Linked DNA regions of Homo sapiens: region 2 is linked to region 1. Evidence: chromatin loops called from intact Hi-C (ENCODE). Cell type or tissue: A673. All regions are shown on one strand. Links, peaks and the distances in the headings refer to the core of each region. The heading gives the core; the rest is flanking DNA. Region 1 has its middle 81 kb from the start of TMEM260. Region 2 has its middle 86 kb from the start of EXOC5.

Region 1 (16,111 bases), core at 6,622-9,121:
AGGTTGAGGTGAGCTGTGATTGCACCACTGCACTCCAGCCTTGGTGACAGAGTGTCTCAAAAAAAAAAAAAAAAAAATTATTATAAAAACTCAAGAGCTTTTAAAAATTACTCTTGCAAAAGCTACAGAAACTTTAAAGAGGATTGTTTATAAATGGAAAATGATTCATTTATCAAAAAACTAGGGTTCCTTAGTCTGACAGGTGAAAGTTTTCAAAACAGTTCGTTCTTAAAAGCATAAAAAACTGAGTTCAATTATGCAGAGCTTAAAACAAGCAACTTCACTGATAGAGAATACTCGTACTTAGTGTTTGTTTTTACTTAGAGTGTCATAATTTTCCCCTAAAATTATAGCATATTCATTCAATATGTGGCTTGTATCTACACAGTTAAGTTTCTCTTTCAGTGATTAGAATTTTAGCCATTAACCTATGCAGTCGCCTGTATCCACCTGGAGGCAGTTCCTCCAGTTGCAGGATTGTGCTTATTTAAACTGATTGTCAAACTGTGGGTCATGAAGTCAATTGAGTGAGAATTGACCAGCTTTTTCATAATGAAATAGAATTAAAAACACCACCATGGGCCGGGCGCGGTGGCTCATGCCTGTAATCCCAGCACTTTGGGAGGCCAAGGCAGGTGGATCACCTGAGATGAGGAGTTCAAGACCAGCCTGGCCAACGTGGCGAAACCCCGTCTCTACTAAAAAATACAAAATTTAGCCAGGCATGGTGGCGGGCTCTGGAGCCTGGGCAACAGAGCAAGACTCTGTTTCAAAAAAAATAAAAAATAAAAAAATACCACAATGCATTCGAGGTAACAAAGGTAAGTATTGTTTCATGGAACCTTCAGTTTCATTTAAAATGTGTATGCACATATGCATGTGTGTATAACATATATGTCATATATGTGTGTATGTAAAGAAATTGATAAATGTGTGTAGAGTCAATATAAAATATACTTATTGTAGGTCATAGTAAAAAAATAAATTTGAAAGTCACTGGCTTAGAAGAACTTAACACCAGGCCAGGCACGGTGGCTCACACCCATAATTCCAGCCCTTTGAGAGGCCAATGCGGGTGGATCACTTGAGGTCAGGAGTTCGAGACCAGCCTGGGCAACATGGCAAAACCCCATCTCTACTAAAAATACAAAAATTAGCTGGGCGAGGTGGTGCGCACCTTTAATCTGAGCCACTCAGGAGGCTGCTGCTCGAGTTTTGCTTGAACCTAGGAAGCAGAGGTTGCAAGTGAGCCGAGATCGCGCCACTGCACTCCAGCCTGGGTGACAGAGCAAGACTCTTGTCTCCAAAACAAAAAAAAAAAAAACAGGACATCAAAAGGGTTAGTAAGGGATCATCCAGTGTTAACTATCACAGCTAATCTAGTTTAATAAATGAAGAAACTGACATCTATACTAAACAAGTGACTTGATTACTGTCACACAGCTAGGTAGTAACAGCACTGAGACTAGGACACAAGCTTCTTGGCTCAACCTGGTACAGTTTCCCTACTCCAGTCCCAATTACATGAAACCAGCTATATTCCACCATCACCTCTGGCACATTGAAGTCCTCAAATAATGCAGCCATTTTAAAATTAGCATAAACTTGTCTAGGGGTAAATGGTGTGTGAAATCAACTATGTTGCAGGAAATTAAAAGCTATACGTTGAACTTTCCCCCTCTCCTTCAACCCTCCAGAATGTAATTTTTTTCCCCTTTCCTTTTAGACGTGGATAGTTATATCCCTGGCTTTTGACTGAAAATTTTCTTGCCCTTTCTGGACTTCGGAATATATACCCAAATTAAAAGGTTTTAGTGTGACAAGAAAAAAGTCACTTTGAAATCCAGGAACTTATTAGCATAAATTACATTCCAGCTGAATCAGCTGCTAGAAGCTCAATTTGAAAAATGTTGCACTAGTTTATATATTTCTTACCCCTCTTAAGTAGACATCAAAACACAATCATATTTCTGTATTTTAGAGAAAGAAATATGTCCCAGCTCCACTGGAATTAGACTTTACCTCCCAGAAACGGACCCCACCTACCACTGGTATTCATGATTCTTCTATTTGGTTCAGCCACTTTTTAAAAAATATTGAATGTCAGGCGGGTGCAGTGGCTCACACCTGTAATCCCAGCACTTTGGTAGGCCGAGGCAGGCGGATCACCTGAGGTCAGGAGTTCGAGACCAGCCTGAGGTGGTGAAACCCCATCTCTACTAAAAATACAAAGTTAGCCAGGTGTTGTGGCACAAATCTGTAATCTCAGCTACTTGGGAGGCTGAGGCAGGAGAATCGCTTGAACCCGGGAGGCAGAGGTTGCAGTGAGCCAAGATCGCGCCATTGCACTCCAACCTGGGCAACAAGAGCGAAACTCCATCTCAAAAAAAAAAAAAAAAAAAAAAAAAAAATGTTAAATGTCCACAAGGCAGAAACCTCTTTGAAGACCTAAGTGTCTGATATCCTAAATATGAACCTTATGTATTCAGTGTGTAGGTGACAATGATTTCTCCCAAATTTGACTCTTGGTTTATATGTATGATTTGTGAAAATATAGACTGTAGTAAAAATAGTAATAATAGCTGTTATTATAACAATCTTGGTGACATTTGTTAGCCACTTAATTGCTTCACCTAAATTTCCTTCATTTACTCTCAGAATTAGAAGTAATTTGGCCCTGCCGGGCGTGGTGGCTCACTCCTGTAATCCCAGCACTTTGGGAGGCTGAGGCGGGTGGATCATGAGATCAGGAGTTCGAGACCAGCCTGGCCAAGGTGGTGAAACCCCGTCTCTACTAAAAATACAAAAATTAGCCAGGCAAGGTGGCAGATGCCTGTAATCCCAGCTACTCCGAAGGCTGAGGCAGAAGAATTGCTTAAACCCGGGAGGCGGAGGCTGCAGTGAGCTATCACGCCACTGCACTCTAGCCTGGGCAACCGAGCAAGACTCCATCTCAAAAAAAAAAAAAAAAAGTAATTTGGCCCTTCATCTTCGGAGGCAAATAAGTTTGGCACCCCTCAAGAAACGAAAATCCCCTTCTGATGTGACCACATAAGCCATGCTGCATGCACTTTGCGCGTTTGATAAAGATATATAGATTACCTATTTCACAGGGTTCGCTTTTACTAGGACAAAACTTTTCTCTTTCACTTGTCCCTTGCTGAACAAATAAATAGTTGATTTAAAGAGCCTAAACCTGGTAAATATGTGAGCTCATTTGTACCAAGAAAATGTGTGAACAAGACTAGAACTTTATTTTATGGGATCCCATGAAATCCCTTAATAATTGTGCTTATATTGTCATGTGAAACGTGACCTGCTTATAATTTGGATACAATAGAGATTCTATTTTCCTATTTTATTATCATGCACCTGGATGAAGCCAACACCTTAACACCTTCATCTCATCTCTTAAAGCTCCCATAGCCATGTGCTATCTCCTGTGGGAAGTCACTGTGACTTCCCTCCCAGGAAGAGGGGACAACTCTAGTTCATATTGCTTGCACAAAGAAGCACTTGGAAGGATGTGGGTCTGGAGGGTTCATTTTGCCCCTAAAAGAGCAAAGAGCAGAAACAGAGTTCTTTCCAGAAGATAGGATTTTTCTGGATTGCACCAGAAGCACTGTATAGTATAGTGATTAGACTCCCAGCTCTGCCACTTCCTCACTGTGTGACTTGGAGTAAGTTTTTAAAGTTCTGTGTGGGCCAAGCACAGTGATTCACACCTGTAATCTCACCACTTTGGGAGGCTGAGATGGAAGGATCGCTTGAGGCCAGGAGTTTGAGACCAGCCTGGGCAACACAGTTGAGACCTCATCTCTACAAAAAATTTTTAAAAATTGCCAAGCATGGTGTCGTGTGCCTGTGGTCCCAGCTACTCAGAAGGCTGAGGCGAGAGGATCGCTTGAACCCGGGAGGTTGAGGCTGCAGTGAGCTGTGTTTGTGCCACTGCACTCCAGCCTGGGGCAATATAGTGAGACCTTATCTCAAATAAATAAATAAATAAATAAAGCTCTGTGTGGCTTAATTTCCTTTTCTGTAGAATGGAAATATAATAGACTACCTCATGGTGCAGCTATAAAAATGAAAAAGGTTAATATTTATAAAGTGTATTGAACAGTGCCTATATAGACCAACTGCAAGTCATGTTGGCTGTTTTCATTAATATGTCAGTAAAAACAGTTCTTCTCTACTTCCTACTCAGTAAAATAAATGTTCAAAGCCTCCTGGTACTTTGCTTGTCTCTCTAGTATGTTTAAAAACGTCTTTACTAAATATGCATCTGGAAAATTTAAATAATTCAAATAAATTACAATGATAATTATAAATATAAAAACGTTATTTAAATTATGTGAATATCTGGGAATTAGAAGAGAGTAACCAAAAAGCACTAAGCAGTTGAAGAAATGAAATCAGTCCCATTAATAAGAAAAACACATCTCAATCTGTGCACACGCATGCACACACACAAGTAAAAATCGTGTGCACAATTCATTTTCACGAGACCCCATTACCATGACCGTCCTTCCCTCTTTCTACTGGTTTCCCCAAACCATGGCCCACCTGGAAGCAGGCATCTACATTATCTCCTCTTCTTCCCAAACTTAGATTTTACCATCTATATATTTGATCTTAGTCTATTGTCCCCTGCATTCTACCCCCCAGGGACTTCTCAGAGAACAGTCTCCTACCAGGACAGCTTCTGCAGGCGCTTGGAGGACTGGCGTAGGTCAGAAAGCTTGCAGTCCAGAGCACAGGGGCCCTGCTGGACCTTCAAAACCATCCTGGGGGATAGGGTCATAGATTGCTGAGCTGGGATGAGTGGAGTGGCCAAGAGTATGTTTTGTAAATGAGCACCCCATTTATTCACTTTTTTTTTTACTTTTTTAAAAATAGAGGTGAGGTCTTCTATGTTGCCCCGGCTGGTCATGAACTCCTGGGCTCAAGCAATCCTGTCACCTCAGCCTCCTAAAAGTGTTGGGATTACAGGCATGAGCCACCATGCCCATCCCATTCACTTACGTTTACTACATTTAATAAACATTTTTTGAGCTTCTATAATGTGCCAGGTCTGAATACGACGTTTTCAGAGGGGAACCAGACAAGGGCCCTGTCCCCGACAGAGCTTCCATTCCAGAAGGGGAGAAAGCCAAAATGCCAAACTAAAAATCTGCCCAAGGATCTTTGTTCACCACTACTACATTCTACCCAAACAAGGAATGAAACTTGCTTTCTCATTGTTAAAAGTGTTGCTTACGAAATGTTTACCACCACCCTCTCAACCCAAGTTAACAAGTTTCCCACCTGTTGAGATGTCTGCATTTCATTCTTGGGCTATCTGGAGCTTTGCTGAATCCACAAAGGGCTTCACTGGACCCACAAACGGTCATTAGACCACACTTTTATTTTGGCACATCTCTCCCCACCTTCTTTCCCACACCAACATGAGTAATTCTCTGCTTTCTTTGGCTACCCTTTATCCTTCTGCTGGTCTCAGCAACATTGGATTAAAAAAACATTCATGCTGTCTATCTGTGGCAAAGAAATATTCCCACCTCTCCCACTGCCACCCATAGTAACAGAGAAAGGAGGCGAGAGGTAATAAAAGTGTGTCACCTGCTCTTAAGCTTGGTGCCTAACTCTCCTTAAAGCCACCACGCAAATTTCTAGAGGGATGTTGATCTCATTCAGGCTCTTATCCCACACCCTTGCTTAGCTTCATTGCTACAAAAGCAGGCCCTGCTTCCACAAAGCAATGAAGGGAATCATTGCTTCTGTAGCATTCTTGCCAAAAATATATAATCTCAATTTAATTTTTTTGTTTGTTTGTTTTTGAGATGGAGTCTTACTCTGTTGCCCAGGCTGGAGTGCAATGGGGCAATCTCAGCTGACTGCATACTCCACCTCCCAGGTTCAAGTGATTCTTGTGCCTCAGCCTCCTGAGTAGCTGGGAATACAGGTGCCCGCCACCATGCCCGGCTAATTTTGTATTTTTTGTAGAGACGGGGTTTCACCATGTTAGCCAGGCTGGTCTCAAACTCCTGACCACTCGCCTCAGCCTCCCAAAGTGCTGGGATTACAGGTCTGAGCCACCGCACCCGGCCTTAATTTAATCATGAGAAAACATTTCACAAATCCAAATTGAGAGACTGTCTACAAAATACCTGACCAGGACTCTTCAAACATGTTAAGGTTATGAAAGACAAGGAAAGACAAGAGAGTGTCCTGAATTTAAGGAAACTAAAGAGACATGACAGCTATGTGCAGTGTGGGATCCTGGATTCAATCCTAGGACAGAAAAATACTATTACTATTATTAGACAAAGTCTCACTCTGCCACCCAGGCTGGAGTGCAATGGTATGATCTCAGCTCACCGCAACCTCCGCCTCCCAGGTTCAAGCGATTCTCCTGCCTCAGCCTCCCAAGTAGCTGGAATTACAGGCATGTGCCACCATGCCCAGCTAATTTTGTATTTTTAGTAGAGACAGGGTTTCTCCATGTTGGCCAGGCTGGTCTTGAACTCCCGACCTCAGTTGATCCGCCCACCTCAGCCTCCCAAAGTGCTGGGATTACAGGCATGAGCCATCACGCCCAACAAAAAATACTATTATTAGAAATAGTGGTGAAATCTGAATTTAAATCTATAGTGTGGTTAATAGTAAGTATTGCACTAATGTCCCAGCTTCTTGGTTTTGATCATTATGTAAGATATTAAGGTGAGTGAAGTTGGATGAAGGGTAGACAGGAACTTTCTGAACTATTGTTGCAACTTTTCTGTAATTCTAAAACTATTTAGGAATAAAAGAGGGTTTTTGTTTTTTGGTTTTTGTTTTTTTTTTTTTTTAGTTTTAAAAGCAAGGCACTCCTTTTCCCCCTTTACTCCTTGTCATTCTTTGTTAACTACTGCTTTAGGCCTCAAGACAAACAATAGATAGGACAGTGGTCTTTATGACTTGGGTGCACCAATGATCAAAGAGACACAATCCCTAAGGCCAAAGGCCACAGGCCTGCCACCAGCCTAGTCGTTAGGGTAGGTAGCTCTCGACCCTGGGCCTGAGCCTCTTCCTAGTAGCTGTCTAGGTGGACCTGGGTGAGAACTGGGCAGCCCCAGGGAGCCTGAAGCTCTGTTTTCAGCACCTTGGGAGGCTCCGGAGAGGCCGATGGGATTAAATTCCCCTCAAAGCCACTGGGCTCACACCCAGCTTGAAGACAGCAGGATCTAGTCGGGGATTATTCTTCCAGTCCGGGTTTCTCTCTTCAGGCAGCCACTACGGAGAAGAGGGAGTGGAGGCGAAGCACCCTTAATACCCTCATTCTTTCAAAAGATGAGTCAGGTTTTTGTAGCTTCATTAGCATTTGCAGATAAAAATACATTTTAAGTGGCATTATGCTAAGTAATTATTCTTAGAAGATGTGAAATTAAACACATTTTACTCAGCATGAAATTATTCCTGCCACGTACTGAGTTTTGTGACAGCTTGAGAGTTTGGACAGTGGGTTGCAAGAAGGGGAGAAGCAATCTATGTACTTAAAAAAAAAACCCAAAATATTTTACCAAAGGTAAGTCCTTGTAGCGAAATGATTTGGCTGGATGGAATATTAAACCTGCTACTATAAATTTCACGCCTTGCATTCCTAAAGCAGATGCAGAGTGATGATGCCAAAAATTAATTGGAAATAATGCGACTTGCCTTGTGTACTCTATCCAGTAGAGGGCATAGCAGATAAGCATTGTGTGTGTTGGTGACTTAGCAACTGATAAGGCTTGTTTGTAATTGCTTCTGTAAAGATATGTAGCAGCATGCTTGGATGCTTATTTACATTTAGGAATGTGGTTCGGAATAGGAGGTGTAGATTTATAACTTTGGTTTTGTCTGTCAATACGTGGGAGACTTTTGGTTGTTGCAAGCATTATATTTACCAATGCGCAATGTTAAATTGCTGGATTTAATTGTTACAGTACAGTGAATTATTCTATTATTTCTTACTTTTTTATCCCAAGGAAAATTCAAACTTTCCAGGCTTAAGGGCAGGATAAAATGGCTCTGAGCATGTCAACGTCTCAAGAGCACATTATTTTCTTATTGGATTGTATTAACTTTACAGATGGAAATTTGAAGGAGAATTAGAAGGCTTAGAGATGGGGAATTTGGAGAAGAAAAGAATAATGTCCTAAGATTTCTGGAGGGGCTAACTGGTAAGTCATTTTGAAAGCTGCTGATGCTAATTCTCATAGCAAAAGACATAGCAGATCCTAAAATTATCAGGAATGAGGCATGAGGCACAGAATTGCTAAGAAGGAAGTGAATCTTGTGTCACACTAAGAATTGCCAAAGGATTATTCAGGTTCTGTCTCTGTCTCGCTCTCTCTTCTCTACCTGTTACAATTGGCACAGATTTTTCTTATGTAAACTCTTAATAGTGCACCTGTCCACAAGCTGGGTGAAGGGTGTTTGGCAGTTCCACTTAGTTTAAAAACCAAACACAGTCTCCTGCCTCAAATACACACATTTGTTCTGAAGGGACAGCAACATGACATATGTAAACAAACATTCATCCATAGGCACTCTGGTTTGCAGCTGAAGGAAAAGCTGGAGGCGGGAGTGGGGACACAACATAATAAAACCAAACAGACAACCATGCTAAAGAAAAAGGCACCAGCCTCCCTCCCACTACTGCCCAGGTGTCAGGTGGCTGCAGGAGGCAACCACAGACTGTCCTGTCCACGCTGGAGGATCCAACCCTGGGCCAGGTACCAGCCTAGTGGGTCTGGAATCCTGGTGGTCGCCACCCCTCCTCCTCCTAGACTCTGCCTCTCCTCTGGAATTCTTCCCCACAATTGTGGATGCTTCCATAGGATCTGAGGTGAGAGGCGTGGGAAAATGAAAAAGGGGAGAAACCACAAAGCCTGCTTCTGGGTAGGGAACCAGGAATGCCCTCGGTGGTGGAGCAGGAGACTTGCTTTTCACTCTGTGCCCTTGTTAGCTCTGAATTTTGTACCATGAGCAAGTGTTACCCAATCTTAAAATGGATAGACAGACAGGTAGTTGGTGAAAGAAAGAAAAAGCAAGAAAGAAGGAAGGAAGGGAGGGAAGGAGGAAAGGAGGGAGGGAGGGAGGGAGGGAGGGAAAGAGGGAAGGGAGGAAGGGAGGGAAGGAAGGAATTAAAAAAGGGAAAATTGTAGTGAAACAGGACCTGGCCTAAAGGAATGACTAGCCAATTCCTAGACTTGTTCTCATGGTCAGCCTCTCCCTGCCATGTGAGTGAGTTTCCCCTCTTGTCATAGAGGAATAATTGTCCTTTCTCACAGGCATATGTTCTATTGCAGATTTTGTTATCTTTTCTCCTTTGAAACTTGAGTTTGTTGTTTATATGACACTGTTACTTTACAAATGGCCTTCTCCCGTCCACACATGTGTATGTGGGGGTGGAGTGGGAGTCCTTACTCCTGTGAGAAGGGGGAGAAAGAGGCAGAGAATGGAGAGAGGCTATTCATCATTAGAAAGGTTGTGACAGAAGAATTAGACCTTCGGGATTATAAGTTTAGGTCTCAGGGTGAGTTCAAGTTTAGTGTGAAAGTTAGGGCCCCCAGAGGTCTGCCTTTCATTCACTCCTCAAAATCTGATTGCTGTTACTGCCACAGAAAGTTGTACATGCATCCCAAGTGGCAAGAGCCATGATTTGGCTTCTACATAGCTGCAGCTATCAAGAGAAAGTCTAAATCTTGTCTGTCTTCTCAGATAGCTACTTTTCTTGTCTAAACATCTTTCCGCCAGAAGCTATATTTAATATTGCAAACAACTACTCCCGTGGTATATAGGTCATGGATTTATTGCCAAGAACAGGATCCATTCCACCTAGTTTAAGCATTAAATGGCTGACAGAATTATGAGGAGGGTGAAGAGACAGGCTCTAGGTTTAACCTTCCCAAAGATGACTCTCAAAACTTCTCTGCAGAGCCCGGCCACCAACAGAACTGCGGCCTTTCGCAACCAGGAAGCTCCCTAACAAGATGGGAAGCTACTGCTTTTGTCCCAAACTCCAGAACCATGACACCCCTGCTATATCTCAGAAGCCACCGTGGTCAGGAAGTTACTGCAACTGCTACAACCAGAACCACCCCTGTGCCCACTAGAATCCACACAAATTAAATGGCTTCCCCAACACTGCCTTTCAACACACACACAAAGCTACTGATTAGACACAGGGAAACTATCTCCGACTAGGCTTGCCCGCAAAAACAATAGAAAATGTAGGCTGTGTCTCACTGCCACCTTCTGAATCCCACATGAGTGTATCTGAATGGCCGAACTACGCTCACATCCAGAACCCTCAGTGCAAGGGCATTTGGGAAGCACAGTTTTAATTGTCCAGCCTCTGCAGTACACAAAACATTCTAGAAGGCAGTTGCATTGGCCGGGCACCCTGGCTACGCCTGTAATCCCAGCACTTTGGGAGGCCAACGCGGGCGGATCAGCTGAGGTTGGGAGTTCGAGACCAGCCTGACCAAGATGGAGAAACCCCCGTCTCTACTAAAAATACAAAATTAGCCAGGCGTGGTGGCACATGCCTGTAATCCCAGCTACTCAGGAAGACTGAGGCAGGAGAATCGCTTGAACCCAGGAGGCGGAGGTTGGGGTGAGCCAAGATCGCGCTGTTGCCCACCAGTCTGAGCAACAAGAGCAAAACTCTGTCTCAAAAAAAAAGCAGTTGCATTAAATGTTGAGCATCGATACACTGTATTTGTCACTCTTTAACAATTACAGAAATGAAAACATGGGTTTTATTTTGAAAAAGCATATTTACAAACTGTACACAAGAGTAAATTTTTTTTAACCAAAAACAAATGCACATTCAGAAGTGGGTAAATTAGTAATGCAGGAATTTTCAACAAGGGTTTATGGGTACTGAGATCAACCCAAAATAATGAGGGTTAAGAATTATATATTTCTGGCCGGGCATGGTGGCTCAAGCCTGTAATCTCAGCACTTTGGGAGGCTGAGGCAGCAGGAAGATCATCTGAGATCAGGAGTTTGAGACCAGCCTGGCCAACATGTATCTATTTATGTGACATCCAAAGCACACTAATCAGTACATTGATTAGAACATGAGGAAGAGCAAAAGATAGCCAGTTTTACCCAATAATGACATGAAAGCTAGGTGAAGACTTCTCTGAAGACTAGAACTGAGAAGGGAAACTATTATTTCATCAATAGAATGGGTTAAAGATGCAGCGTGATCTTGCCAGTCTGCAGGAATTGGATCTGCATGCATGAGCAGTTGGAATCAGCATACTTCCAAAAAGATCAGAAGGCCTTCGTGTAGAAAAGTAATGCAAAACAGAAACCACAACATCTTCTGTTCTTTTTCGTCATTTGAGAAGCCATTCTAGGACTACTTGGGTGTGAGTGGAAGCACATCCTTGGGACACTGCCCAAAGGCAGAGTAGGAAGTATGAGAACTGGGACAGTTATTTGTGCTACAAGAAAAGAGCAGCTTACAATAACAATTTCTGGGAATTCAAAATCAAATGACCGGGGAGACTCCAAGACACACTCTTCCAAGGCTCTCAGAAGCTGGATGAGCACTTATAAAGAAAAGCATTCCCTATGACCAAAACACAGAGATCACTGATTACAACAGAGACAGGGGGTGCAAAGGAGCAGAAAGACACGGCAGAAATTATCCTGCGGGGAACCCTCCCAAAGCCTCATGTAGTTCGTGATGGAAGTCAGAAGTCCAACTGAGAAGCAGAGCATGAAACAGGGGTCTGGGTCCTGGTGGCGGTGCAGAGTGCAGTTCCCTGATGTCCCCCCGCATCAAGGTCAATCCCGTTGTGCCTCGAGGGGAAGCAGAACCAATTGTTTGAAAGCTTTGAGTTACTTATGACTTTCAGCATAGACATGAACTGTTTTAATATTTTCATTTATTTACGTATTTCACATTTTTAAAAAGTATCTGGCATGTGTCAAGTAATATGAAAAACAGGAAACTTTAAGGGGTTTATACTTTTATGAGGACCTAAGATAGGTAAAGGAGCAATTGCATTATAAGGTGTACTTGCTCTTATAAGGGAAACATAGAGGGTTGTACGGGAAACCTATCTAGACTCAGAGTGGAGGATGTCAAAGAAAGCTGGCTGGCAGAGCGGACTAACTGAGCTGCAGGGAGGAGGAGAGTTAGCAGGAGAGGGCAGATGACTGGGGAGTGCTAGAGTAGGAGGGGAAAGAGGATTCGGGAACAGGGATGAGCAAGTGCAAAGCCTTGAAGGGGAGAGAGGACAGCACGTTCAAGGAATTTATAAAGTAATTCTGAGTGGTTGAAATGCAGAATTTAGGACAGGTGTGGTGGCTCACACCTGCAATCCCAGCTCTTGGGAAAGATGAGGTGGGAGGATCGCTTGAGGACAGGAGTTTGAGACCAGCCTGAGCAACACGGTGGGACCCCCACCACTACCCCACCCCAGCCCCCACTCCCTGTCTCTGAAAAAAGAAAAAGAAAAAAACTAGCTGGGTGTGGTGGTGCAAGCCTGTAGTCCCAGCTACTCCAGAGGCTGAAGTGGGAAGATTGCTTAAGCCCGGGAGTTTGAGGGCACAGTGAGCTATGATCGCACTACTGCACTCCAGCCTGGGTGACGGAGCAAAACCTGTCTCAAAAAAAAAAAAAAAAGTGCAGGATTTGAGTGGAAGTGGCAAGAAATGAGGCTAGTGAAGCATAAACCAGCTGATAACGATCTTGAGAGCCACAGTACAGAGTTGGGTTTTATCTGGAGGACAGTGGGAAACTAGGGGAAGGACTTTAAGCTGGAGAGTGATACCACGTAAACTTTGAATGACCGTGGTGACAGCAATGTGGAGAATAGACCGGGTTGGGGTGGGGCACGATGGGAAGAAAAGAACCCAGTCAGAGGTGGTTGCACTTACACCGGGTGATGATGTGGCCTGAACTAGGTCGATAACAGTGGGGAGAAAGAAAAATGAACATATTCTAGAAACCAAACCCTGAACAGACTCTTAACACTGCCCGGCCATCCTGGCAAGCATGACTTCTCACTCTCCAAGACAAACATCCCAAGCTTTCTTCTCTCCACACTTCAGCTCCCACTCCTCCACCTCTTAGCTATCTAATGTAGTTGAGAAAATAGAAGCCTTTAGAGAGGATTTCCCTTTTCCCTTATATCATACCTGTCTGCTTCTGTGTCTATCTTCCCCTCTTCCGCTCCTGAACCACCGCCTTCTCAAGGACTCTCTCTGTTCCTTCAGTTCTCTCCTCTTCTGTATCCTTTCGTCGCTCTCCCTCTCTCTCTCTTTCTCCATATCACACACCCTGGTGTTCTCCATCTGGAGAGACGCTTTTCCTTACACTTCAGCCGTTTCCTATTATACCCTATTAAGCCTTCATACCCTGGGGCTGCCTCTTTCCCAGCTCACCTGGGTTCATTCTACTCCTTGCGCCTACACTTCAGCCACACTGGCTCCAAACACTCCAAGCCTTTTCACCTGAGGGCCTGTGTAAAAACTGCCCTGTATGCCTGTAAAAGAGTGTTCCTTTGTACTAGGTTGAGTAGTATCTCCCCAAAATTCTGGCCTTATTTGAAAATAGTGATTGACAGTGATATAGTGACAGTGATACAGTGACAGATCACTATTTAAAATAGTGATTTGAAAATACAGATTGACATCTATAGATGTCAATTTGTTAAGGTGAAATCACACTGGATTAGGGTGAACCCTAAATCCAATGACTAGTATCCTTGTAAGAGGAGAGGACACACAGAGATAGAGACATGGAGGGAATGTGACCATGTGGAGGTGGAAACTGGAGTGATGTGTCCATAGGCCAAGGAATGACAAGAAGAGTCAGTTTTGATTGAGGAGAAAGGAAAAAAAAAATGGTTAGGCAGACAGGGTGGCTCTTCGGTTGAATCCTTTCAAACAAAAGAACAGCCGGCAGGGACAGATAAGGGAATTTGCACAGGAGGGCTTACCTGAGACATGCCACAGCCATATAGATAAGAAAGCCTGCACAGGTGACTTGCCCAGACATGCCCGCAATGGAAAATTCCATTCCCTGACACATGTGCAGTAAGGGGAACAAAGCAATATGGAATAACTCAAGCTAAGGGCCCACACGCGCATTAGGAAGATGGGGTGGAGCTACCAGAAATTTGTGCCTTAGGCAGATGAGACACCCGGCCCTCATTGATTTCCTATAAAAGCCTTTGTACGCAATTGTGAAAATGGCAGCCCTCTTCTGGGTACCCTCTCTGCAGCAGAGAGCTTCTTTCCCTTATTAAACTTTTGCTCCAACCTCACCCATTGTGTCCACCGTCCTGAGACAAAGAACTCTGGATGATACCTTATAATGAGAAACTGCTACATTGTGGCACATTGGTGAGACTGTAACAGTTGGAGGGAATTTGTTACTGCAGCCCTAGGAAATTAATACATCATTCTTCACCCATGACTCATCCCTTCTCAGGCATCTCTTCCTAAGGAGGTCCTTCCCTGGCCCGCTTACCTAAGAGTATTGCTATTTTTCTCCTTTGTTAAAACTAGTTTATTTTCTTTATAGCCCTTAGCATGAGTGGAAGTCATACAGGTATAGTTTCATTTTTAGTTTTGTTATCTGTTTCACACGCTAAACTGTAAGCTCCCAGAGGGCAGACACCATTATCTACCTTTCTAGTACTGGCCTGAAACATGGTCAGTATCCAGTAAATGTTTGACAAACTAGTGAAATAGTGAATGAATGAATGAATGAATGAATGAATGGGATATTGAGAAGCTAGAGTGGATAGGACTTGTGACTGCTTTGATGTGAGGGGAAGGGGCTGCAGGGGCAGAAATTCCAGGTTCTGGCTTCAGTCCTTGGTGGATTTGGGTGTCCTGAGCACAAGAAGAAGAGCAAGTTTAGAAGAAGGATAATGAGCTCAGTGTTGGAGTTTTGAGTCTCAGGTGCCCATGGGGCATTAAAAATAGATGTCCAGTAGCTGGTATCCCTGTTCCTGCCTTTCTCTGCTCTCACTCCTACCCCCTCCTCAGTCTATCCGCAACACAATAGCCAGAAGGAGCCTTTAGAAATACAAGCAGATGGGGGGAGGAGCCAAGATGGCCGAATAGGAACAGCTCCGGTCTACAGCTCCCAGCGTGAGCGACGCAGAAGACGGGTGATTTCTGCATTTCCATCTGAGGTACCCGGTTCATCTCACTAGGGAGTGCCAGACAGTGGGCGCAGGCCAGTGGGTGTGCGCACCGTGCGTGAGCCGAAGCAGGGCGAGGCATTGCCTCACCTGGGAAGCGCAAGGGGTCAGGGAGTTCCCTTTCCGAGTCAAAGAAAGGGGTGACGGACGCACCTGGAAAATCGGGTCACTCCCACCCGAATACTGCGCTTTTCAGACCGGCTTAAAAAACGGCGCACCACGAGACTATATCCCACACCTGGCTCGGAGGGTCCTACGCCCACGGAATCTCGCTGATTGCTAGCACAGCAGTCTGAGATCAAACTGCAAGGCGGCAGCGAGGCTGGGGGAGGGGAGCCCGCCATTGCCCAGGCTTGCTTAGGTAAACAAAGCAGCCGGGAAGCTCGAACTGGGTGGAGCCCACCACAGCTCAAGGAGGCCTGCCTGCCTCTGTAGGCTCCACCTCTGGGGGCAGGGCACAGACAAACAAAAAGACAGCAGTAACCTCTGCAGACTTAAATGTCCCTGTCTGACAGCTTTGAAGAGAGCAGTGGTTCTCCCAGCACGCAGCTGGAGATCTGAGAACGGGCAGACTACCTCCTCAAGTGGGTCCCTGACCCCTGACCCCCGAGCAGCCTAACTGGGAGGCACCCCCCAGCAGGGGCACACTGACACCTCACACGGCAGGGTATTCCAACAGACCTGCAGCTGAGGGTCCTGTCTGTTAGAAGGAAAACTAACAAACAGAAAGGACATCCACACTGAAAACCCATCTGTACATCACCATCATCAAAGACCAAAAGTAGATAAAACCACAAAGATGGGGAAAAAACAGAACAGAAAAACTGGAAACTCTAAAACGCAGAGCGCCTCTCCTCCTCCAAAGGAACGCAGTTCCTCACCAGCAACGGAACAAAGCTGGATGGAGA
Region 2 (16,111 bases), core at 6,958-9,457, 520 kb after region 1:
TATAAAATTAGGCCGACAGAAGTCTGGATCTGGGCCTCGCTCCATACTGCTAACTTGTAGAGCACCAGTAGCCAAAAGGGTTTGGAACGGTTGCCTCTCTACAGATGCTGCCATTCATTTCTGTGGGAACAAGACCACTTACATCTAATTACAGTTTCTGCTTAAATTAACAGGACAGATATGACAGCAAAAACTTCTTCAGACTAACTGGTGGGGAGACCTTTAGCTGACACAGCTTATGAAGTAGTTGGCTTGCAGCAAAGCAATGTCAATTTTTAAAAGTAATTTAGAATTCATATGATTCCACCCAGCAATTTGTGGCAGCCAAATACTTGGGGTGGGGAGGTGGGGCGGTAGGTGGGCAGGCAGGCACACGCAGCCTTTTAGAAAGAAGAATAGACTATCTTACAGAGTAGATGATTTTAGAAAGATTGGGTTATTTTATATATTACCATTACACACTAATAAGTGGTGGAGCTGCCATTTGAACCCTGAGAGCTGGACGGCAGAGCTCTTGCTTTTAACCTTGACTGCCTCCAGGGATACCTCAACCCATAGCGCACGTTGAAAATGCCACTAACAAACAATTAAAGGAGATTCTGTGCTTAATACTGGTTTGATGACAGTTTTACTGGCGTTCATTCTGGCCAGTCCACTTTATTCTATGGAATCCAAGGTGAACTGGATCCCTCAGGAACCTACAAATCCCTAGAATGGGTCACTGCATAACCCTCAGGATAGTCATTATGAAAGCCTGCCTCCAGCCAGGAAATGGTGCCAGGGCACCTTTGCAAAGCGATATCCCAAAAGACATGAAATTCAGGGTTCACAGAATTTGCCTCTGAACTGCTCTCTTATCAGTATTATACCTTGTTCCATCTTCCTTCTTTCAGTTTGCTAAACCTCTCTTATCCATCTACCTAACTTGTCCATTTGATAGCCCTTACCAGACTCCAGTTCTTGCATTCATGACCTGGGCTCTGATTACCGTCTCTTTACTTTGATCAAACAACCAAGCAAACAACCACTTTGGCAGGGGGCAGTCTTAGCACGACAGATACCCACATGCTGCCCTGTGGACAGCTCTCACCTGGAGCCGACCAACTCTGGAATCAGACATATGGTGGATTTGGGATGTTTGTTTCACTTGGTGCCTAGAGAAGGACAAGGAGGGACCCAGTCTTGTTATTTGCGAATGTAGCTAACAAAAATAAAGTTTGCAAAAGTGATTATAGAGTTTCCAGCATATTAGACAGGTATATTTTCGAAGTATAGATAACTGTATACAATGGAGATATATACATAAACATGCACATATGTAATACATTTTTTATGAGAAACAAACCCCATTTAAAAGTTGTATTTTTAAACGAATCACTTAAAATTCTCTTAATCACTCATTCTAATTCCTAATTCAAGAGCAGGAAGTCTCTCTTTTTAAAGTATAGTTCTGGAGACTGAATCACAGGAGTCAGAGTTGTGAAGTGATAGCTTCTTGTCTACAGCTGACTGACCTTCATATTTTTCCTCCAGTGCAGAATAATATAACAAATTTACCCGAAGAAATTCTTAGATTAGAAGTCAGCAAACCATGGCCCTTGGGCCAAAATCTAGCCCACTGCTTTTCTTTATAAATAATGTTTTACTGGGACACAGCCATTCTCCTTTATTTATATATTGTCTACAGCTACTTTTGCACTACAGTGACTGAGTTGAGCAGTTGTGACAGAGACCTTATGGCCCGCAAAACCTAATATATTTACTATCTGGCCTTTTATAGAAAAAGTTTGCTTATCCCTGTCCTAGATGAAAAATATGGGACACAGCTTGCAACATGGATTTTTATTATCAAAAAGAAGCTTCTTAGTAGGTCTACTCTAAGCCTAACGAAAACACTACACTTGATGTACGGAACTCAGGACACACTGTTCTAAACAGTTGATTTTTTATTCCTGTACTTTAAAGTCAAATCATTGAAAACTCAAACTTGAACTTAGATACTAAGATATTTTTACCAGTTTACTTTCTCCAGAGTGTACTCAAGTCATAAGATCAAATCATTCATTCTTTATTCCCACAGTCTCAGACTAGAAAGATTAATATTTTCCTGGTTGATTTAAATAATAAAAAATAAATGAAGAAAAGCAATTAACAGGTTAATATAAACCTTGGCTAGGCGCAGTAGCCTGTAATCCAAGTACTTTGGGAGGGTGAGGTGGGAGGATCATTTGAGCCCAGGAGTTCAAGATCAGCCTAGTCAACATGGTGAGGCCCAGTCTCTATGAAAAATTAAAAAATTAGCCAGGCATGGTGGTACACACCCGTAGTCCCAGCTACTCAGGAGGCTGAGGTGGGAAGATTGCTTGAGCCTGGGAAGTCAAGGCTGTAATGAGCCCTGGCCGTGCCACTGCATTCCAGCCTGGGTGACAGAGTGAGACTTCAACTTAAAAAAAACAAAAAACAAAAAAACTCCATTTCTTTGAAGGTGAAGATAAAATAATTGGGGAAATAAATAGTGATAAAATTGATTCTTCCTTAGAGGAAAAAAAAATACTGCTTTCGACTACTTTAAATAATTGCTCATTTAAATAGCATTTGGCTATGTAATAATGAGACAGTTTAATGGTTTCCAATCCATTCCAATCTCTCCTGGACACAAAATAATTTCAAAACATTCTCAATAAACAAAATGAAACACATCTTTACCTATGAACTTAAAGAGGGTAACAAGGAGGACTTCCTGAGGTTGAAGCATACTGGGGTTGAAGAAGCAAAGCTTGGGAAGTTACAAAAGCATGTGCTGGGCTCATGGCCATGAATAAAACCATCTCTGAAACTTTGGGCACATACAAAATCTGTCATCTTTTGAGTCCAATTTATGTTTGTTATTTTAACAAGGTATTTCTGTTTTTATTAATGCTAGACCATTGTTTGGATTACTTCTTTGTGTGGGGGAAGAGAAAAAAATGGTCAGCATCTCACCTATATAACTGACATGCTGCCTGACATTCATTGCTTCAAGGTACAGGTGGAAAAGGATTTGGGCTAATCAAAAGCAGTGACTCTTATCTCCACTGCTGTCTTGCTGTGTGATCTTGGACAAGCCATTTGCCTATTCTGTGCCTCAGGTTCCTCATCTGAAAAAAAGGAGATCATGAAAACCTCCCCAACCCACCATCATGTAAAGCTGCAACAAGAAAATGAGGTAGAGAATAAATTAAAGGTTTAATGAAAATTAGAACTTTTCTTTCAGAAGTATGTTACTTGTATTTGCAACTCAATTTAAAAATAACTTAAGCATTTTCTTACTTCTAGTTGTGCTAGCAGTCTAAATAGAGAAAGCCCTCATTAGTTCGAATATACCAGGATTGGCAATTGGGTCCTGTCTTCCCCCAGCTCTCATGCTCAGATGGGCCCGGGCAAAGTTCTTATGTTCCCTAGGATGAGGGTGAGGCCTCAGGGAAAAACTCTGGGAAGCAGGGACATAGAGAGTGGGACCCCACCTTCCAGGAGCCTCCCAGGCCAATCTCAGTACTGGCCAAAGAAAGGAGAGGCAATTATCTGGGAGAATTTTGGAATTGCTGTCATTGTCCTGTCAGTCCTAGACAGTCACCAGACCTAGAATTATTCCTATTGATAACATAAGCCAGAGTGAAAAAATCACCACAGGTGGTGCCAACCAAAGCTGGCAAAGGGATGGATTTAGATGGTTCATTTTTGGTACTCAGCAGCTAGTCGAACAAGCTTGCTCTGGCCCTTTTCTTGCAACCCTGTGACCCGTATTTTAGCCAATTTATTTTTTTCAGCCCCCACTTGTCACATTATAATGGGTAATGATGACAAAAGAAAGGCTTAAAATGGGGTAAAAGCCAGAGATCACTGTCTCTCTCCCTTAAATATTTGTTGGCGAGGAAATGAAAGAATCTAGCATTTTCACTTTACCATTAAAACTTTGATACAGGGCTTGTTACCACAGAGCAGAGTCTTGAGTTCATTATTAAATGAAGAGGGAAATCTTACTTAGTCTTGGACTTATCTCATAGAATCTTAGAGTTGAATAACATTCAGAAACTGCCTTTGAATTTGTGGGTCCTGAATATCTCTTTGTCTTATCAATTAGAACCTGAGAAACAATCTTTTAGGGCTCAAGAACGATAATAAAGTAAGAAAAGTGTTTTTCCTATGCTCCCTAATGTGACCAGTCAGATATTAATATCAGAGGGGTGATCATATGCAAAACAAGAAAACATACATTACTAGCTATTGCTAAAAAGTGCCATTTTACTCAGATCTCTAGCGCATTCTGAAAGCAGAAACTGACACAGAGCCCTACTTAGAGAGAGAATATGACCAGCAGTCCTTCAGATAGCCACTCCAGTGGGTAAAGAAAAAGTGATAGAAATGGAAATTTTAGCCTTCAGCACACTGGTACTATCCTCCTTCAGGCCACCAATATGCGTTATGATCAAAGGAAAGGCAATTTAAATTTGTTGGGCAGAATATTTTTTCCCAGCCTATGGGCAAGGCTGTTTTATTTGCTTGACCCTCTCTACTCCTAAAACTATTTATGGTCAGATATTACCAAACGTGTGAAGAGCCACAGAACAAAATTACATTTCTTTTAACCAAGGGTAGGGGAAATAAGTTAATTTCATGCTATTTCTTGAGGTCAGATAACAAAATGCACATTTACCCAGGAAGAGAAATCATAGGCTTTTCTTCCCAAAATTGTGAGTCCTGAAAGTAAAAGCAGCTGAACCCAGGAAGTTGATGAAACGACACTCTGAGAGAACCGCTCCTCAGATGGAGAATCCTATGGCAGCCAGTCAGGCTGCTTCCAGAGCACAGGGCATTGATCACAGCTCCTTCATTGGCCATTAGGGCTCTGGCAGGCAAGCTGCGTGTGGCTCTGTGCTGGATGTCCACTGCTGGGCCTCTGAAGGCTGCTGTGACAAGCCAACCCTTGGAGCCACCACACAGGACTGAGGGTCTTTGTGCACCTCTCGCCACATTTAAACATGATTCATTGTAAGAAAAAGGATGTGGTGAAAAGGTGGGATCAAATGGTTTGTGCCATTAAGAGGAAAGCAGACAACTGAGATGAGTACCAAGTGCTTTTGGGATATGGAGGAATTAATCCATGAACTTCAGAGCTGGAAGAGAGACCTGAGGGATCATGGAGTCAAACCCCTTTTTGCAATTGTGAGAACAAAGGTCCAGAGAGCTGCCTTGCCCACGATAGACAGCAAGCTGGTAGGAAGGCAGGACTAGAACACATGGCTCTGCACACAAGTCAGTCCTCTTTCTCCTAAGTTACATTGTCTCTAGTTCAGGGAGGTTAAAGTGGCTTTAAAAATAAAGGAAATGCTTTCCACGTGTATAACATTCTGATCAGAAATTAAACTCAACTAGGCAGGCTGTCCTGGTCTCTGTTCTTTACATGTCTAAACCTTGGAACTGAATCAAAATTATGACTCTATTGGTGGGAATGCCCAGGGCTGTTAATTATTAATATTCCTTACTGGGGGAAGAATTCAGCGATATTTCTCTTACCCGTTTTTGGTAATAAGAGAAATGTGGCTCTGTTCTGCCGGGCCCACAGGCAGCCAGACTGTATCTCCCTTGTTCCCTGAAAATCGCTGTTATCCTGTTCTTAAGGTGCCCAGATTTCGTATTGTTCAAACACACATGCTTTACGAACAATTTGTGCAGTTAACGCAATCATCACAGGGTCCTGAGATGACATACATCCTCAGCTTACGAAGATGATGGGATTAAGAGATTAAAGTAAAGACAGGCGTAGGAAATTATAAGAGTATCGATTGGGGAAGTGATAAATGTCCATGAAATCTTCACAACTTACGTTCTTCTGTCACAGCTTCAGCAGGTCCCTCTGTTCGGGGTCCCTGACTTCCCACAACAGGAATATAAACTGCTAAAGCCATCGTGGAAAACTGTATAGATATTCCTCAAAAAATTAAAAATAGAATTATCATGTGATCCAGCAATCCCAATGGACATTTACCCGAAAGATTTTAAATCAGTATGTGGAAGAGATGCCTGCATCCCATGTTCAGTGTAGCACTACTCACAACAGCCAAGTTATGGAATCAACCTAAGTGTCCATCAACAGATGAATGGTTAAAGAAAATGTGGCAGATATAGACAATGCAATGCTATTCAGCCTTAAAAAAGAGAAATGTTATCATTTGCAACAAAATAGATGAAATCGGAGAACATTATGCTAAATGAAAAGAGCCAGGCACAGAAAGCTAAATGCCACATGTTCTCACTTACACGTGGAGTCTAAAACAATCAAACTCATAGAAGCAGAGAGTAGAATGGTGGTTACCAGGGGTGAGGGGATGGGGGAAATGGGGAGCTGATGGTCAAAGGGTACAAAGCCTCAGTTAGATATGATGAATAAGTTCTTTTGAGATCTATTGCATAGTGTGGTGAACTTCAAAATTGCTGAGTAAATTTCAAATGTTCTCATCACAAAAGTAATAAGTATTTGAAGTGCTGGATATGTTACTTAGTTTCACTTAATGATTCCACATTGTATTCATAAATCACAACATCACTTTGTACTGCATAAATATATACAACTATAAATTAGATCCATTTATAATAAAAATAAATTAACTAACTTAAAAAAACATTTTTTTTGAAATACAGTCTCGCTCTGTCCCTCCCAGTTCAAGTTATTCTCCTGCCTCAGCTTCCCAAGTAGATGGGATTACAGGTGTGTGCCACCACTCCCAGCTAATTTTTGTATTTTTGGTAGAGACAGAGTTTCACCATGTTGGCCAGACTGGTCTCAAACTCCTGACCTCATGTGATCCGCCTGCCTCAGTCTCTCAAAGTGCTGGGATTACAGGCCTGAGCCACCATGCCTGGCCTAAAAAACAATTTATGACTCTAATCAAACCAGTCCTTTGTCACAGCCAACTATCTAGGTAAACAGGACCCACAGCTTCTTACTTCTTCTCTGGCATCCCAATCATCTTCCCACTCCTCAATGGATTCATTCGTGAACTACAGAATTCCAGACAATGCCTCATTTTACCCTCCTAATACTGTCTTCCTCTCCCTCTAATACCAACCAGGCTGAAAGTTTTGCCCCGGGATTCACTGGATTAAAAGAATCGAGGTAGACTCTAAGAAAAGACATAGTTTGCAAATTCAAGTAGTTTACAACTTTTTATCAGTATAGTAGACAGCAACCAATATATTTCAAATAAAGCTTAATTCCCCAAGGGGGTGACTATAATGAAGGTACCTGAGAGAACCCCCTGAAGGTCATCATCCCTACTTCTAAAGAACCAAAAGAAAACACAGGTGGCCACAGTTTCTAGATCAGTGCTTCTCAAACTTTAATAAGCATCAGCATCACCTGGACGGTTTGCTGAACACAGATAGCTGAGCCTTACCCTCATTGTTTGTAATTCAAGAGATCTGGGGTGGGGCCAGTGATTTATTTGCATTTCTAACACATTCTCTTGATGTTGGTGCTGATGTTGATGCTGATACTGCTTGGCCTGGGCATCATACTTTGAGAATCACTGCTGTTTCAGATCAACACTAGGAAAGCCTTGGAATGGGAAAATATAAACTCCTGTTTCCTCCTGAATTGTATTTACATGTCAGATTCCATCACGTAATATTGATGAACAACCGCAAATCCTAACAATAAAGCTCTTGCTTGAAGTTTGCTTTTGATTGATGCCTTGTAGACTCTCATATCCCCAGGGAGTTATATATCAAGAATGGGGTCCTTTAAGGGCTGAGAGATGAGTAGACTACAGCTAAGATGTTGATTCTAAGAGGAAACTCTGGTCCGACATCCTCAAAATCTACACAGCTCACTGTCTGATTATCACAAGCTAGAGTGACTTAATCTAGAACCCTACCTAAAGTGAGATCAACAAAACCCAGTAGCCCATACAAATCTGATGCCAGATTCTGGGGCAGAGCATCCAGTGGATGATGTTCCCAGAGGCTGGTGCCAATGACCCATGAGCTGTGACCTCAGGCAGGCTAGAGGATGATCTCAGTAATTCTGTTCTGAAATGCTGCATAGACCAGGAGCTGATGCCATAAAAATATCCCCAAATAGTCTAGCCTTTTTCATGTGCTTCTGAAGAACTTTAACAGTTCTTCCCCATGGGATGGGCCAATGAAGGGGGAGAAAAATCCCTTGCACAGCATGCTGTGGTTGACAGAGTAATTTTCATATGTGTTCTCATTCAATTCTTACAACTCTGTGAGTGGTAGTATTAGTATCATTCCCATTTTACAGATGAGGAAATGGAAATCCAATAAAGTTTGCCCAAGGTCAAAGAACCGAGATTCAAACCCAGGCCGCACAAGCTCGATGAATGATGCCACACTGCCTCTCAGAGGCCGAGGAACAGATGTACAACAGCAGCCCTGAGAAATGGTTCTGAACAAAAGTCAGGAGGGCAACCAATAAAACTCATTAAAATTCTTCATGCCAAGCAAAGTAACAAGACAACAGGGCAAGGGGCAAGCTGTTTGGCCAGCAAACGATAGAGAAGCAAACAAAAACAAGATATAACTGGAATGTTTTTTTTTTAAAAAAAAAAAAACAGACAGATGTTTACATAGTCATTTCACAATAACAGATTGAGACTTATTTCTCTGAGAGCACACTTAAAGGTTCTTACATAAACTATCCTGAGAGATCCTTAAGCAGAACACTCACCACTCTCCCAGAGGCATATTTTAATTCTCCATCTTGCTAATTTTTTTATTTTAGAGTTATCCAGGAAGAACAAGTGCTATAGGAACTAAAACTGCTTTAGTTGAAGGTGGTCAGCTTCCAGTGTTGGAAACTCAAAGAATAATTAAAAGAATTCTTATTGAGACAGATTTAAACATGTATTCATGGCTTGGAGCAGGGGGTCAGTCCTGTAATCCCAGCACTTTGGGAGGCTGAGGCAGGTGGACCACCTGAGGTCAGGAGTTTGAGACCAGCCTGGCCAACCTGGTGAAACCCCATCTCTACCAAAAATACAAAGATTAGCTGAGCATGGTGGTGGGTGCCTGTAATCCCAGCTATTCAGGAGGCTGAGGCAGGAGAATCACTTGAACCCAGGAGGCAGATGTTGCAGTGAGCCGAGATTGCACCATTGCACTCCAGCCTGGGCGACAGAATGAGACTCCCTCTCAAAAAAGAAAAAAAAATGTATTTATGAAGATGCACTTTTCTCATAAGCTGATTCTCCTCCTTGCTTCTTATCGCTATTATGTCCTGAGTCAGAGCCAGCCCTAGGCAAAACTGACAAATAAAAGTTTATTTTCAGCACTACCTCTCTTCCTAACCTCCACTTTCCCCATCTCCTATAAAAATCCCAGGTACTTCTTCCTACCTCCTTTTGGCTAAAGACTCAGTTTTCTTTCCTTCCCAATAAAAATCTGCCCTCCAGGAAGAATACGATGTTTTCCACACTCTAGACCAATGGATCCTAACTTTGGCTGCATATTAAAAATCACCTTAAAACAACAACAACAAAACAATGTCCAGGCTCCACCCTAAACTAGTTAAATCAGAATCTCTGACAGTGAAGCTCTAGCATCAGTATTTAAAAACAAACAAACAAAAACAACTCCTCTCCTCCAAGTGATTCTAACATGTAGCCAGGGTTGGAAATCACTATACATACATTCATGAGAAGGCTTATTATATTACTCTTTCCCAAAATATTTGTATTTTATATCATAACAAGCCTTAGTAGTGGGACATTTAGGCAGGCTACATGATCGACGAAGAAAAGAGGAAGAGTTAGAGAGAGAAGAGAAGACTCCTTTGTTGAAATTACTCCCTGCAGAGGTGGATGTCATCTTAATTAGTGAGCTTCATGGGTTCAGCAATGAGAAGGTCATTCAGACACCTGCATTTGGTTTAGAATCACTCTGTCTCATGGTTTCCCTTTCAGACACACCATCCTTTGACTGGTGTTCATGTTGGTGGCAAACAGATCCTTCAGTTATTTCTTTTTTCTCTCCATGATGACAGGTTTTTTTCCTTCTTAGGTCTGACCAAATCCCTGTCTATAACTTTCAGCATTCAGCTAAGGGAGCAAAGTGCCCTGATTTATTTAGCAGAGTAAATGCTTTGGAGATGCTTCCCAGGTCATTCTTTACAAAAGATGACCTGGGATGGCTGTCCTTTTCTTGACAAGCCTCATAGGATGGCAATTTGTTAGGATCACTGAGAAAGCAAGGTCTGGTTCTCAGTTTTGCAGGCTCTGAATCAGAGTTTTATTACTGCACCAGAGGGTGATCAGGCCCTCGTGAGCTGGCGCATACTAATCTACCACATAAATCATAACCCTGCCGTACTCAGTTTTACTGAGATCTTTGACTGTCAAATGGACTACTTCTCTTGGCCAGCCTAACACCTTAGCTTACAAAGTCAGGAGCTCTCTTTGTGAGAATAAGGATGGAGCAAAGGTACATATCAAAAAAGTGCCTCCACAAAATCTTCCAGAGGTCCCATCTAGAACTTCTAGGAAACCAGAGAATCCTACATTTTAGCTGTACTCACTGCACTCCCTTCTTCTTGCCTTTGAAACAGAGGTCTGCTTACTGAGAGTTAGGCTTCGAGAGTGGCAGAAAGAGCAATCCAAGAGGATACCTTCGTTGAAAGGAAATTGCCAAACAGAGTCAGTTATTCCATGTCTGATGCAGTCTCTTCAAACAGACCAGTGGTTCTTAAACTCTTCTGCACATTAGAATCACCTGGGAGCTTTCAAGAGTCCTGATACCTGGGCCACACCCCAAATCAATTGGATCAGAATCACCAGGGATGGGAGCCCGTGGCATCAATATCTTAGGGATGCTAAAAATACCACAGAAATGTGTTGCCCATGAACTCAGATTATGGTTTTTGCGGATTCGTTTTTAAACTACCACAGGTGATTCCAATAAAAAGCCAAATTTGTGAAACCACTGAATAGGTCTGTGCAAATGATTTGCATAGTCACAGTCAGATTCCATTCTCCCCCAGACAAGGCTGGAAATAAATCTTTACTGTCTTTTTCTATCTGCCATCCTAATTAGGGGGTTTCAAGGTAAGGAAGGTTTGTATTTATATTTATATGCCAGACACAGAAGAGGCCTGTATGTACTTTGTCTCCTTAGTTCTGGACACAGTCTTCTCATCCCGATTCATAGGACTGAGCTACTTTAAAGTACATGTGTCAACCACAACCCTCCAGTTCTCCTTAATCAGAAACTCTGAGATTGGATGCTGGGTATCTGAAGATTTTTTAAATTCCCCAAATGAGCTGATTCAAAACTAGGGCTAAGAATCTCTGAGCCAAGTAGATCACTGGCATTTGAGACATTTTGTGGCACTTGTCATAATATCATTCTTTATTCAAGGCCAGATTATAGGGTGGTTCAATCAGACAAATACCTGTGGCACTTATATATTAGAAATGCTCAAACAAACAAACAAACCAAAACAAAACAAAAACAAAAACCATGGAAATATATTGTCAGTGAACTCAGTTCTTTGTCTATGCATCCTAACACAAAGGACAAAATATAACATGGTTCCATTTCTACTAAAGTAGATCACCTTTCAGAAGAGATTAAAATGGAGAAGGGAAAAGAAAAGAAAACAGGCCGGGCGCGGTGGCTCACGCCTGTAATCCCAGCACTTTGGGAGGCCGAGGCGGGTGGATCACGAGGTCAGGAGACTGAGACCATCCTGGCTAACACGGTGAAACCCCGTCTCTACTAAAAATATCAAAAAATTAGCCGGGCGTGGTGGCGGGCGCCTGTAGTCCCAGCTACTCGGGAGGCTGAGGCAGGAGAATGGTGTGAACCCGGGAGGCGGAGCTTGCAGTGAGACGAGATCGCACCACTGCGCTCTAGCCTGGGCGACAGAGCAAGACTGCGTCTCAAAAAATAAAAATAAATAAATAAAAACAAAACAAAACAAAGCAAGACAAAACATCCTTGCCAGTATTGATCACTCCTCACTAAACAAATGTTGAACCATGATTTTCAACACACTTGGTGCTTGCATATCTCAATCCAGCCCTAATACCATGTCTTATTTTCAATGATGGTATTTGGATTGGTCATTCTGAGGGAGACCGTATGATAAAATAACAAAGCCAATAGCATTGCCATTTATTGAGCACTTGCTGTGCACCTGGTGGTAGGTGCTTACTGTAACTTCTTACTTACCATAGCTTCTTTCATAGAGGGGAAGCATTCATCCACTCATTCATTCAAGTATTGACTGCCTCCTATAGAAAAAGGCAGTAGATTATTTAATATTGCCAAGTACATAGGCTTTGGAATGAGACAGCATGGGTTTGATGCCTGCGCTGTGAGCTATTGGTTGTTACCTCTTCTGTAAAATATGGATAGCAGTAAGATTACCATAAATGAGTGACTCATTAAAGCACTGAATGCAATGTCTGATAACTATTCAGTAAAAGTAATAACATCAGAGATGGTCATTGCTCCTATGTGTACTATGTGCTAGACACATGCTGGGTGGTGGGTACCCTTATCTCATGAGCAAATTCAACCATCCGTTTGTTTATTCATCTATTTTAGTAAGTCATTCAGTCAACAAACCATTTTTTAATGCTGTGCTAGACTGTGAGAGCTCACTAGACTACAGGTAAGGAGCAGACAGACAGTAAACAAATCATGGAAACTAGAGGTGATGAGAGCTGCGTGGACGGGTGTGTGTGTGTGTGTGTGTGTGTGTGTGTGTGTCTGTGTGTGTGTAGTGCCCTGGCAGTGGAGAGGAAGGGGCCAGGACCTTGGGGAGGAGGCAGTAGCCAAAAGCTTCATGGAGACACTTGAGCAGTTTCTGGAAGGAATTGCTGCAGTGCGAGACCTGAGGGTGGGAAGTAGGTAGGAGAAGAGCATTCCAAGCAGAGGAAAAACCATGCAACAGTGTAGGTTTCTAGGATGATAGCCATCGCTGGCTGGAGAGAAAGGGCCTTGACTTTTCTCTGGATTTGGCAGTCTAAGGGGTTAGGATTTGATTTTTGAGCTGCAGATTTAGATCCAACTACTATACTCCTCTATATCCAATCTTCATTAAGATTTAATGAATTACCTATGTAGTCCTTATGAATTAATTGAGCAAAGCTGTAGGCAAGTAGTGTTTTCACTGTAGCAATCACTCAGTCATTTACTGGCAAGAAACTATGAGTACAAAGGCAAAAACAAAATTTGGTTTGAAGAACTATTTTGCAATGAATATATCAATAAAATTTTCCTACTATCTATCAGTTGGATTCATTAGCTTTTAAATATCAAATGCATGATTCTACAGCAAAACGGGCTTTTGAAATGTTAACAGAAAGAGGTATTATCAACATGCACTTATTAGGTTAGAATATATTCTAAACACAAAGGATCCCATCACTGGGGTTTTCATAGAAAGCTCTGCTGACGCAGCTTACAAAATACAGACCAAACCTGTAGCAGGTTGTGTCACTCACCCGACTCCAGAGGAACCCACTTTGAATGCTTCTACACACTCCTAGCAGCCAGAATGTCTCCTGGGAAGTACATTTTAGCCCTTATATCTAAATCCTTGCAACAAAATATAAGAAAAAAAAATAGAAGACGATGCCCAATAGTGACTGTTGGGAATGAAGGTCATGTTTATTTTCTTTTCATACTTTTCTGTACTTTCCAAATTTTCTGTAATGAATGTATTTAACTTCTTAAACATTCTCCAAAAACTACATAATTTAAAACATCATGAGAATACAGGAAAGACACTTGGGCTTCACATGTAGTCTATTTCGCTTTGTCGAATGGAACTGTGACAAAGACATTGACCGCAGTGCTTAAGTGCCTCAAAAAAAATTACTCCTGTTTCTGCTGTAAAATTTGTTAACTTTCACTCCTGTATATTTTCCTTTCTTAATGACATCTTGTTTTGGAGTTTATGATTTAACTAATTTTATTTTAATGTGTGATTTTAAATCAAATTATTGTCACAGCTGATAAAACAATTGTAATATAATGGCTTAACATTGATCTATTCCTTAGAAAAGCTTTGCAAGAAACCTAATAGGAGCAAGAGACTTGGAGGTAATTCATTAAAATTTCTCCAAAGAACTTATACCGAAGCACATGAAGTCAATAATGACAACATTTTAATCATTTATAAATACCAATAGCTAATATCATAATTTGATAATCAAATCAGGATTAATATAATCTTACAGACTGCTTCTTAAGAAATTAAATTATACAGAAAAAAGTCATCTCCTGGTCATACTCTTACACAGCAATAAATATTTTAATTGTAAATGTGCCTTTTAGAACCTTTAAATTTCAAAAAGATGAGGAGGAGGACAGATCCTGTGTACTTACTAATCTGTAAATAGAGTACCAGGCCAAGAATCAATTCTGAAATGCGGCATCAATTGCACAGGCTTCCACTTAGTTTTAGTTGAATAAAAGCCCTACTAGATACGCAAATAACATCAAACTTGCAGGATTAAAGAGAGGCCCCTCATACTCTAAATCATGATTGTCAATCATCACCCAGGATTAAGGGATATATTTTTAAAACCTAAAAGCAAGCGCCTCCTTTTAACTTCTGCCTACTGCGCATTTTGGATTATCGCCCAGAAATAGTATTACTTGAAACAAGACTGCCTCCCTCCTACCATCTATGAGAAGTGCATTGTTACCATCTGCTGTTGTCTATTTGGAATAAAACTCAGCAAGGCATGCAGCTTAATGTTCAGAGCCCTTCAGCAGACTATGCTTGTGTTTAGAACGCAGCTTCACATTTAAATGGAGCCGATTTTCGATTTAGTCAGTGTTTTCTCAAATTGCTATCCTCCCCACCAGAAAGAAGCAAATTAGTCTAAGAACTAAGACGACCACAACATATTTACATTGTAAAGTGGAAACTTCCTTTAAACCCTTCAGTGACCAGTGAAGCTTTATTTGTAAACTCTCCAGGTTTATTCAGGTGAATAATTTCCCCATTTTGTATTTTCTCATTAGCATTACCCTCTCCAGGCATCCATATTACTTTCACTATTAGAAAATATTATTTTAAAAAGCATGTGTTCTTAGGAAATAAGACTCAAAAGATGTAATCATCAAAGGGCCTTGGAACAGTTGGTGCCCTTGTAGGCCAGTAGTTAAGTGCAAATAATATCTCTAAAGTATCCACAACAAACTGATAACAGGTTTCTTCATCTAGAGGTAGGAGGAGACAGAAAGTTTGGAGGGGGAAAGACATTTTACTTGCCTCTTATTTTCTTGTGCTTTTTATTGACATGTAAATGTATTAATATTTTTAAATGTATTAAACATTTTTTAGTTATAACCAATAAGAATATTTAAAATTGTGAAAAAGAAAGAAAATATATACTGGTTCTTTAAATTTAAAAAAATCACATTCCAGGACTAATCTTATCAAGAAATAACTTTTTAATAAGATTATTAAAACAAAGTATTAATTTCTGAAAAGTTCAGCATTCTATTAAAGTACTAACAAAACACTGAATTACAACCCAACAGGTTGCTTCATTGAATTCATTCATCTGCTCCTGGCAAAGACATTCCAAATTTGAACTTAATTAATATTCCTTCTCCTGGTTTCCATAGTTTCTTTTTAAACATGAGTACCAGCAGAAACTGGCGGTAACTTTACCCATATTCTCAATAATAACCCCCTCTGGCTGTCAATATGTAGGAAAAGGAAAATTTTTTCCATACCCAGAAGAGCCGCCATTTTCATGCCTTTTGTTTAAAAATATACTGGTAACATTTCTTTCTCTCTCTTTGTTATTTCACATATGCAGTTTGACACACTTAATTCTTTCCCTGCCTGTGGCTCACTCAATGCTCAGATAAACAATAAATACTTAAGAGTAGTGTTGCAATTCCTGGATCTGAACAACACCCTCCCGTTCTACCTTTCCATACCCTCAGATCTGCAGGGCTCTGCAAAACTGGGACCTGATAATTAAATGTCCTGGTTGGAATCAATATTATGGCTTGAAAGTTAGTTGGGTATGGAACATTTCTTTGTTTCTATTCTAACATCCGAATGAAGATTTTGGCCACC

The links. A loop is a pair of places that touch in the nucleus more often than their neighbours do. Peaks named below come from ENCODE experiments on the same cell type or tissue, not always from the same donor. Only the 100,000 strongest peaks of a DNase experiment are listed, where the experiment ranks them.
Region 2: it touches region 1 in a loop (2.5-fold over the local background); 13 of 110 quality-filtered maps call a loop at or near these places.

Annotation. Positions count from the first base shown.
Region 1 is chr14:56,652,432-56,668,542 of GRCh38, forward strand. It overlaps a transcript of TMEM260 not described here. Among named protein-coding and RNA genes, the nearest start is that of TMEM260, 81 kb to the left of the region's middle. RefSeq lists an enhancer at 13,483-14,682. In A673, for the core only: a CTCF peak has its summit at 7,704 (motif pointing right); DNase peaks (open chromatin) are centred at 7,250 and 7,710; H3K4me3 peaks cover 1,036 bases; H3K27ac peaks cover 2,222 bases.
Region 2 is chr14:57,174,595-57,190,705 of GRCh38, forward strand. No RefSeq gene overlaps it. Among named protein-coding and RNA genes, the nearest start is that of EXOC5, 86 kb to the right of the region's middle. In A673, for the core only: a CTCF peak has its summit at 8,406; a DNase peak (open chromatin) is centred at 8,397.